2 separate regions of the Homo sapiens genome follow, and region 2 is linked to region 1. The links are chromatin loops, found by intact Hi-C in ENCODE. Cell type or tissue: mammary epithelial cell. All regions are shown on one strand. Links, peaks and the distances in the headings refer to the core of each region. The heading gives the core; the rest is flanking DNA. Region 1 has its middle 72 kb from the start of LINC02871. Region 2 holds the start of LOC124904960 (a long non-coding RNA gene).

The links. Peaks named below come from ENCODE experiments on the same cell type or tissue, not always from the same donor. Only the 100,000 strongest peaks of a DNase experiment are listed, where the experiment ranks them.
Region 2: it touches region 1 in a loop (6-fold over the local background); 5 of 110 quality-filtered maps call a loop at or near these places.

Annotation. Positions count from the first base shown.
Region 1 is chr20:11,095,757-11,101,142 of GRCh38, forward strand. No RefSeq gene overlaps it. Among named protein-coding and RNA genes, the nearest start is that of LINC02871, 72 kb to the left of the region's middle. In mammary epithelial cell, for the core only: a CTCF peak has its summit at 3,339 (motif pointing right); no DNase peak of the experiment used is centred there.
Region 2 is chr20:11,264,501-11,269,886 of GRCh38, forward strand. It overlaps LOC124904960 (a long non-coding RNA gene), which reads left to right and starts at 1,543. Exons shown (of 2, transcript XR_007067724.1): 1 at 1,543-1,632. It overlaps LOC339593 (a long non-coding RNA gene), which reads right to left. Exons shown (of 2, transcript NR_038972.1): 2 at 2,159-4,382. RefSeq lists an enhancer at 2,246-3,445. In mammary epithelial cell, for the core only: a CTCF peak has its summit at 3,076; a DNase peak (open chromatin) is centred at 3,021; H3K27ac peaks cover 1,801 bases.

The sequences.
Region 1 (5,386 bases), core at 283-5,282:
CTTCCTTTTATGAACTCATATTTTGTCTCAGGTGTGATTATTTATCTCAGCCTAAACGTGATTATTTGTCTCAGCCTAAACTTGATGCAAATCACCTTCTGGGAGGCAGATTTGACCTTTGAAAAATAGAAAGATGATTGAATGTGAAGTCTGGTCCCTAAGGTAGGTTAACAAATTGGGTAAGGCTAATTTTCTTTAAAAAAGAGGTAAGTGCCTGTCTGTTTCTTCCATGGCTCACAACTAGGATGCTTGACTAATTTAGATTGATTAGGTGTTCAATCAATAGTTTAGACAAAAAAGTCGGCTTTTACTCTGAGTGAACTGGGAATGAATGAATACATGAATTCAACAAATATTGATTGAGTGCCTAATATGTGATGGGCACACTTCTAGATGTTGAGCACAAAAATGTTCTGTACAAAAATCTTTGCATGTTCAATGTTTACATCCTAGAGGGAAAGAGGAAAACAGGTAAATAGGATAAATAAATACCATAAAGAGTAGATTAGGAGAAAATGTGGGAAGAGAGGATAGGTCACATTAGAGAAGTATTGCAATTTTAGGCACTGTGGTCAAGAAAGGTCACAGAGAGAAGAGTGAGCCAGGTATTTGAGTCAGGGCATGAGGAAGTGAGGGAGGAGCCATGCAGATTCTGGGGAACAAGCTTTTCATGTGAAAGCAGCTGGCACATGGAAGAACTCCTACAACCTGGGCAGAGTGAAAGAAGGTAAGAAGAGTAGGAGGCAGGGAGGGGGATCACGTAGGGCCTTATGGGTCAATGAAAGGACTTTGGTTTTTAATCTGAGTAAATTAGGAAGGCTTTAGCTTCTGGAAGAGTTTTAATAAACAAGTGTTGTGATCACATTGATGTTATGTTGTGTTATGTTATATGTAGTTTATTTATTTTTAAAGATGTAGGGGATACAAGTGCAGTGTTTTTTTACATGGATATATAACATCGTGGGGAAGTCTGGGTTTTTAGTGCACTCATCACTTAAATAGTGAACACTGTACCCTACAGGTAATTTTTCAACTCTTACCTCTCACATTTTTTAGTCTCCGGTATCTATTATTTGCTTTTCTAAGTCCACATATACCCATTGTTTAGCTTCCACTTATAAGTGAGAATATGAAGTATTTGACTTTCTGCTTCTGATTCATTTCGCTTAGGATAATAGGCTCCAGCTCCATCCATGTTGCTACAAAATACATGATTTCATTCATTTTTATAACTGAGTAATATTCCACATATATATATATCACCTTTTCTTTATCCACTTCTCTGTTGGTGGACACTTAGATTCCATGACTTTGCTATTTTGAATAGTGCTACAGTAAAGTCGATAAAAATATATACAGGGGAAAGGACACCCTCTTCAATAAATAGTGCTGGAAAAATTAGATTACCATATGCAGAGGAATGAAACTGGACCGATATCTCTTGCCATATACAAAAATTAACTCAAAATAGCTAAAATACTTCAACGTTAGATCTGAAAGAAACCCTAGAAGAAAACCTAGGAAAAACTCTTCTGCTCATTTACCTTTTAAAAGGATTGCTCTGGCTGCCATGTTGAGAATACACTAGAGGGAGGCAAGGGGAAAAGAAGTTAGGCCAGTTCCAAAGCTACTGCAATAATTCTGGTAGAGCCGATGGTGGATTCGACGTGTGGGAAGTATCAGTCAGGCCCCCAACAACAAACAGGTGGTATGCTTGAATTTTGACAATTCAAAATAGGAATTTTGTCTGTTTTACGAAGAAGTTAACTACAGAGTGTGGGTGGGGAATAGAGGAATCATAAGGGATAGTGTGGGGATAACACAAGCTGCTTATCTCTTACTATGCTTGGGCCAAAAGGGATAAGGGAGGAAAATAGTTCCAGAACCTGACAGCAGGAGAAAGTGTGTAGAGAAGATCCCCTTGAGAGGCGCAGGGACACAGCCATCCTGGGCTGATCTCACAGAGTGAGCCAGTATGGTAGACACCATGACATCACCTTCTTCCTTCCACCTCATCTTCTGTCAAGGTCAAGGCTTTCCACTGGCTAAACCCAACTAGGAGTCAGAGGGAAGGGAACCACTGATATTCTTACAAGGTCTGTGTGCTGGAACGGAAAGCAGGATGCAGCATAGTGAAAAGCACATCTGGTCTACTCCTCTTTTTCTCAGGTTTTTCTCTTCCCTTTCATCTGGGTGAAAAGGTTGTGCCTTCTACCCAGGGACTACATGAAACCCCATCAGATATCACATCACTGTAGATGTTATCTATCCAGTAATCCTCCTATCTACCATTTAAATGGATAACCATCACTCACATTTTCATATAAGGTGGTGGTGAACTCAAGGATAAAGAAAATAAATAAGACATAACTACTACAGTCTTTGCTTCTGTACTTGGTGATGAGCCAAAATTGGTAATCACTATTGCCTCCTGTAAGTCAGTACATATTTCCTTTACCATTACCAACCTTACCATATGCCAATGCCATATACATAATCCATGTTCTTTACCAGGTAGCGTGACTAAAGACATTGTTTGTAGAAGATATGAGTTCTTGGTGGTCTTGTCTTTTTTGGGTTGCCAGTTTTCCATTGGCCAAAAACTTTTGGCTAAAAGAGTACTAACAGGTACTCCACTGAATGCATATGCCCTTCAAACAGTCTTCTTACCCACACTGTATTAGACTCAATGGTACAAGGGACCACGTGGCCAGGGTGAAGTCTCAGTTTCCAAATCATTGAGTTATTGATCATTTTTTCCTGGTGGAATCATTCCTGCCTTGGATCTCAAGACCTCTAAGCACAGTGAACCTTAGGCTATAAGGATGAGAAAAAAAAATTTTTAAGTGAGTTATTGATATAATAGTGAGAGGGATCAGTCTACTACTTAGTTCCTGGATGTGTACATTCAGGCTAAGTTTTTTAAAAAAGCAAAATATGTTGGTCACATATTTAAAACAGGTATGGCATCTATAATATAACACCCAGTACTCTAATGTGTTGACTTACCGCTGGTTTTGTTATTGATCTTTCTCCTGGTCATCCCATACTTCTGTGACACCAACTATTTCTGACTGATGGGTCATGTGGTGATTCCATGAGTATGAACACACCGCCTCATTACCTTTGCTGTAAAATGAATCTCCTGGTTGGGGGCAATGTTGTACAGGATACTATGGCAATGAATAAGGAATTCTGTAATTCCACAAATGCTTGTGCTTGCAGAAGCACTGTGGGCAGGAAAGCAAAATCAGTATCCTGAATATATGTCTATGTGAGTATAGTATATTTAGAGGCTGTTATCTCTTTCCCTGATGTAGTCAACTGCCACCAGATGGCTGACCGGGGTTGGCAGGAAATTCTACAGTCTTGGATTATCAGCATTTGCCTCTGTTGTTGGCTGCATACAGCAATAGTAGTAGCCAGGTCAGCCTTGATGAGAGAAAAACTATGCTATTGATTCACAGCCTCCATATCCACTTTGTATATGGACCTACCAGCAATCTAAATGCAGCATTCCAAATAGAAAATAGTTATCAGCAAAGAAGAGCATATCCTACCAAATCCTAGACATCTGTAGATGATTTTCTACTTGGGGCATGCCAGGCAAGCTATTCAGCAATCCTGCCTACCACAGACAAATCAATCATTATTGATTCTTCTGCGTCATAGACCCACATGGTATAGCAGCTTATACCAAAGCCTCTACTACTATAGAATATCTTTTGTACTCTGAGTCCCATTCAAAATTTGCAGTCTTATGGGTTATCAAATAAATGGTACAGAGAAACACACCCAAATGTGTTATGTATTGTTTCCAAAACCCAAAGAGATCTCCCAAATTTGAGTCTCTTTGAGATGAGTGGTGTAAGTTGCAGAAATTAAACTCACTTTATTTTTTATTTTTTAATAGGAGAAAAAGCATGGAAATTTATTTAATATGTATGCACAGGAGTCTTCAGATTGAAGACTCAAACTTCCAGTGGGACTCTCACTTTAGAAGGAGTAGCCTGGCATAACCCACACTGCTGGGTCCCCATAAGCCCCAGTGTGGCTGGCTGTTGAACTTCTGCACAGTCTCTCTCTCACAATTTGGAATGCATATACCTTACTAAGTTATCTAAGGAACATAATATTTCATGCTTACCAAGTCCATTGTGATCCATGAATTAGACTAACATTATGTTCTATGGAATTTCAAGTTGATTATGTTCCCTATTACGATAGACATCGTTGACTTGTCTCTGAGAAAAAGACTTTCTTTCTTAATTGTAAAGGGAAGAAAATATTTATCAGGTCAATAGCTGCACACCAGGTGATAGAGTTTGTGTTGACTTTATGTAGTGGAGATTGACTATTCTTTAACTGTATTTATGGTTACCATGACCTTAGAATTAAGTTTTTGGTAATCTACTGTCATTCTGCATGAGTCAACTTTTGTTATTGTAGTTTTCACATGCCAAAAGGGGGTAAATTAAAAAGTATGTACCAGAAATGATTACTCTTGTATTTCTCAAGACTCTAATGGGGGCATACTTATTATTATTTTTTGAGACAGAGTTTCCCTCTGTCACCCAGGCTAGAGTGCAGTGGCATGATCTTGGCTCACTGCAACCTCCGTTTCCCAGGTTCAAGCAATTCTCATGTCTCAGCCTCCCAAGTAGCTGGGATTACAGGTGTGTGCCACCATGCCCAGCTATCTTTTTTTTTTTTTTTTTTTTTTTTTTTTTTGGATTTTTAGTAGAGACAACCACTATGTTGGCCAGGCTGGTTTCGAATTCCTGGCCATAAGTGATCTGCCTGCCTTGTCCTCCCAAAGTGCTGGGATTAGAGGTGTGAGCCACCATACCCAGCCTAATGGGGGCATACTTCTATAATTTGCTCAGAAATATGGTAAATATTTTGGCCTGTTATTTTGCCTTTATTGGAAAGAAAATCCAGTGGAATTTAGAATTTCAAGAGTCTTAGCCTTATCTATATCTACCCAAATATCCCTATATCCTATCTCAGGGTTTCACTTCTTTCCCAATATTGCTCTTACCTTAGCACAGGATGCCTGGTTGGGCTGAATGTTTGAAAAGCACTGCAACTCTACAAACTTTAAATCCTAAACCATATCTGTTTTCTGACTACAGGAGATAAGCGACTCAATTCCGCTGTAAAGATCTTCTGATTCTCCATGTTTCCTTAATTTTATGCACATAATTTAAAATTTTTATTTTCCTTGTGTTTATTTTCTAGGATTATAGTGACAAGAAAGGTGACTTCACAGTCCTTACAATCGCTAACGTTGCCATGATGATACAGTAGCACAGCCACTTGATGTCCCAGTGCCTTGCTTATACTTGCCCTATATCCTGTGCTGAGCGGAGTAGTCATGTTGCCG
Region 2 (5,386 bases), core at 320-5,319, 170 kb after region 1:
GTAACACCATATATTAATTCAGCAACCATATAAATATTAATTGAGTACTTTCTGTGTGCCAGGCACATGATGTTAGTGATGAGCCAGTGGCGCTTACATTGTCATGGAAAGACTAACAAAAACCAGCCAAACGAGTACATATAATGTCAGTTGGTGCTGACAGCTATAAAGAGAAACAATTAAAGTAAGCAATAATAAATTAAAGGGGTGCTGGGATGGTTAGCAAAGGCCTGTCTGAGATGGTGACATTTGCACAAAAGCATGAGTTAGGTTAGGTAAGAGTGCACCTTCAATAAAAAGAGTGCACCAGATAGAGGAAACAGCCAATGCAAAATTCTGCAGCAGGAATATGTCACCACGTTCAAAGAAAGGCAAGGTGTGATGAGGAAAATGAGAAGAAATGATATTGGAGTAGCCTTCAGGAATCAAGTCACCCTAAGGCCTTGTGGTTATAGGACTTACAGCTTTATTCTTGGAGCCAAGGTTGAACTGACATGATCAGTTCTGCATATGTGTGACATGATCTGGTATACACTTCAGGACTATTTTGACATTGGGGGGTAAGAGTATAAGCAAAGCAATAGGATGCATGGTATATGGAAGCCAGAAAGAAATCTGAGGCTATTCTCAATCTGGAAAGCAGCAATGAGCCACAAGAAAAAAGAGCTAAGTTGATTCAGCCCTATCTTGGAAAGATCAGACTCCAGATAGAAGTTTGCCTTCATCCTGGGGGCTGCTCTGTATGATGGTCAAGCTGGCATGTGTCTAGGGAGTGAACCAGACAGTAAGAAGAATGTACCTCTTGGAGTGAGGAACTCTCTGCTGTGTTGTGGATTCTGTCTCCACAAAAGCAGGATCCAAAAATATCTTGAGACATACTCTGGTTCAGGATGTAATGTCAGGATGCTCCACCAGGTTCCCAAAGTTACCTAAAACAGAGGGTCTTAATTGAGTTTGCTCCTTTCTTTGATTGGGGTTCCCAAAAGCCATCCCTGAGATAATATTAATATATTGGGGGAAGTAGAAGAAAATCAGAGATGGGAGAGGGAAAGGGAGAGAGAGAAAGGAAGGCAGCCCAGAAAGGATGTTTCACAAAATCAGCTACTGCTGTGAGCAAGTGGAACCTAGACTTGCTGGAGACTGCTGGAAAATGGGGTGAAGCACCTTTATCCTATCCAAGTGGCAAGGAAACCGGGTGTATATGCAAGACTCCTAGCAATCATTCATCTGGCCTGCCATGAGTGGCTAACCTAGACTTAGATACCAGAGACTGTCCTTAGGCAAAGAGTAAGTTGGGCTGCTCTGCCCTGAAGGAGTAAGGCAGGAACGAGTAAGGAGTAAGAGATGTAGAGATGGTACCCACAGTATCTGCTGCAACCACCCCTCAGGGAAATTGCTGTTCACTCAGGCTACCATACAAATAGCACCCCTTGGGGTTTTGCAACATGCATCTTGTTCATTCTCCCCCTTCTTGTCCCCCGCTCCAGTCCCATCTCTATGATATTTGTTGTGCAGGATGAATTCACGCTTCTCAACATCTAAGCCTTCGGCACACCCTTTGGTGGAATTCAAAGTTTCTGCGGAGCAGAGAGCAGTAATTAACAGTGAGACCTTATGATGAGCAAATCACAGGTCAGTAATAACTCAGTTCTTGGGGAATTCAGTCATGGGGAAGCAACAACTCATAGCTCAAAGTCAGATTCCCTTCTATTTGTAACAATTTCTGGGTGAAGAAGCTTAAGAAGCTAGTCGCATTTTTCCCGGATACTGGCAGCCATTGTTTCTCTCTTTTTCTTTCTCCATTAAATAGTACATCCGGGGCACCTGTGTCCCACATTATTTAACAAATGATGTTCTCATTTTGGCAGGCAACACAGAAAAATATGGTTCCTTTACAGGATTTTCCTTGTGAGCTACAATTTTGATCCAACACCACCATTGATCTGGAAGAAAATTATGTATAATAGAGTTTTAATTAGACTCTGAAATGAAGTGTGTGTGTGTGTGTGTGTGTGTGTTTGGGGTTCGAGTGTGGATGTATGTGTATCCATACGCTCGCATAAAAATGGTGACCCAGTTTTAACTCTACTGGTACAAGCGAAGCTGTTGTAAGACAGAAATGACTTCATCAGGAAATCCTCATTCAGACTTCCAAATATACAAATAGATGCCTTTTATTCCACTGTGAATCAAAATGATGCCATGTCCTGTAATTAAGGATGTTATTGACCAGGTTGAATGGGCGCCAACCATGCCTTGCCTTTGTTTCTATGACAGTCATTTCAAAGTTCAGCATCTTAAGTCTGATAGTCACCTTATTTGGCAAACATTCAGGAATTCTGCTTCCAGGTTTATTTCAGGGTGACAGAATTTTCATTTAATCTTTATCTCATGTTAGGAGACACGTTAATTGCTTGAGGCCAGACACACAAATATTTGTGTGCTTGAGGCAGGTTACTGTGCAGACAAAAATAGTCATAGATGAAAGAAATATATATCCTAACATAGTGACTTGAGCTAAACTATCATTGAGCCGAAGGTTTTTTTTTTAAGTTGTCAAATGTAAATATATGTGGGATTGAGTCAATAGATAACATTAGCTTATTATTTCTTTCCTGTGGAAGCCATATGCAACCATTAGTCTTTTTAAATATTAACTTCTCAAACTGACCAGGTAACTAGCTCCTGTGGGTTCTGTATAATGGTAGGATGAAATGGTCCGTTGAACCAGCATCTTGGGTGGGAGGGGAGCAGAAACACATTTAGAGCAATGATACAAACACCTCTGAAATCAGCAACTCAACTCTCAGATACACAGGGCCTGTGTGGAATCTCCTCCTTCGGGGGCACTCTGCCCAACTTCCCCAGCTGCAGGAAAGAAGACATCACCCTAAACACTGAGAGAATGCCTGAACTTGCCGTGTCTTCTCTCTCGCCTGCTCGTCCACCCCCATCAAATTCTATCTTTGTTTTAGGCCATGACTCACAACCCACCCCCACCCTTCAGTCAGCTGTGACTCATAGCAGAGGCCAGATAAACTGAAGGCTGAACAGCAGGGGTGGGAGAGAGCTGCAGTGGTTTTTTTTTCCCTCTTGCTTTTTTTACCCAGTGAGAAAAGCTAGGTCAAATGGTCAAGTTGTGGGAATCTTTGAGGGTTTATGTGTATGTGTGTGTGTGTGTGTGTGTGTTTAATTTGGGGGAATTCCTGCATTGACTGGGGGATTCAGCTAGGTGTACTCTTTGAAGGTAACAATAATATTGTGGTTCCAACTTTTACCATTGAGAATAATCTAACTTTGATTGCAAAGATGGCCTCCAATTTTTTTTGAAACATTTTTGGGATCCTTGCCTTTTGCAATGTGACTTTACTCCCATTAAGGCATCGGGTCTCTTTTCCCTCCTTTAGAGTCTGGGGTTGGACATGTGACTTCCTTTGGCCACCAGAATGTTGCCAAGAAGTAAGTGATGCACCAGTTTAGGGCCTAGGCCTTAAGAAGCTATGCGTTTTCCTGATCTCTCTTTTGTGCTTCTGTTTTGCTGTGATAGGCTAGCCTGCTAGAGGATGGCTGCATCGTGCAGCAGAGCCAGGTCACCAAGGCCAGGGCTGTCCTAGATCAGCCACACTGCAGCAGACAGACCAGTGGACTCTAGAAAATTGAGTGAGCCCAGCTAAAATCAGCCAACCCTGGTTCATTGATGAGGACCCAGCTGAGCTGCCCAGCTGACCAGTAGCTTTGTGAGGACCCAAGAGCGAGCTGTCCAGCTGACCTGTAGCTTTATGAGAAAAACAAAAATAGGAACAAAAACAATATTGTGATTTTAAGCTACTGTGTCCTCCCTTTGGCCCTTACTCTGTAGAGACTTCACATGATTTACTTCGCTATCTTTTTTTTTTTTTTTTACTTTCTTTTGAAAGAGTTCCCTTACCCTATGACTTCAACACTGACCTTTCTCTAAGGAGGATGCTCTCATACGTATCTTTATCTGTCCTCTCCCTTGCAAGCGTGTCCAGCCCGTGGCCCATAGGCCACAGGCAGCCCAGGATTGCTTTGAATGTGGCCTAACACAAATTTGTAAACTTTCTTAAAACATTATCAGATTTTTTGGTGATTTTTTTTAGCTCATCAGTTATTGTTAGTGTATTTCCTGCATGGCCCAAGATAATTCTTCTTCTTCCAATGTGGCCCAAGGAAGCCAAAAGATGGGATACCCTTGCATCTTGAGTTTTCATCTCATGTCCCCAGTTACCTCCTGGGCTCTTTCTGTCGGCTGTCTGGGTACTGCTCATGGAAGAAATGTCAGCAGGAAAAGGAGAGGTCTTGTCTTCAACCCACTGCTGATGCATTTCATAACTTTTGGCTTCTCAGGGTCTTTGATGTTCCTGTAAAAGACATGCCAGTTAACAACACTAAGTGATCACACAGATAAGGGACACTTGTAATCAGCCTCAAAATCACTGGGCCTAATTCCCGTATTGAAATGGAAACCTGTAGAAGCATACGTACCTGCTCCCTCACCTGTCTATGCTTAATTAAAATAGAGATTTTGAGGCTCTTTCTTGGAAATTCTATTTCAGGAGGTATGGGTTAGTTTTCCAGAAATTCACTTATCATTTGGACACTCCATCCAGACCTCCTTCAGGATGAAACTCATCCTGCCTTTCAGGAGGTGAAGAACCCTGAGGTGGTAGGTTCAGGCCTCAGAAGTCTTCACTGCACAGGAGAAAGGAGGGACTCCTCTCTTGGTGTAATCATGGCTTTAATCGATGAATGCTTCCTTGTAAAATACTCTGTTGCACCCTCCTACATTAACACTGGGCTTATCCATGTGGCTTGCTCTGGCCAATGGAACAACTTTATATTAATATTATGTAATATACGTGTGTGTCTATGTATGTGCATATATATATATCTTACACACACACACACTATGAGAAAAGTGTTAAGATTGTTTTGGACAAAGAAGATTATGGATGAGTACGGTTAAGTTCCTTTTGGTTTTATACTGCTATCCTAACCTGTCTATTCAACCAATCATCTATCTATCAATCCATACATTAAATATTTACTAAGTACCAACTACATGCCAGTCCCCATTATAGGCCCTCAAGTTACTAGTGTTCTAATAAATAATTTATTGAAGCCCTTCTCATCCTTTACTAATCCGTTTTAACTCTAATACAATATGCTGAGATTTTACTGGGACCTGAAGTGTTCAGATGTGCTACAATAAATCAGGTTTGATTTCACTTCATGTGGATACCTGGTTCTAGTTTTTACAGCAGATCTGGCCTCTTGTATTGGTGGGAGGATTTACTGCCTATATATTTTAATTTAAGGGAGGCTTAGTAGGCTTCCTTTTTCTCTTGACCTCACCCTCCCAGCC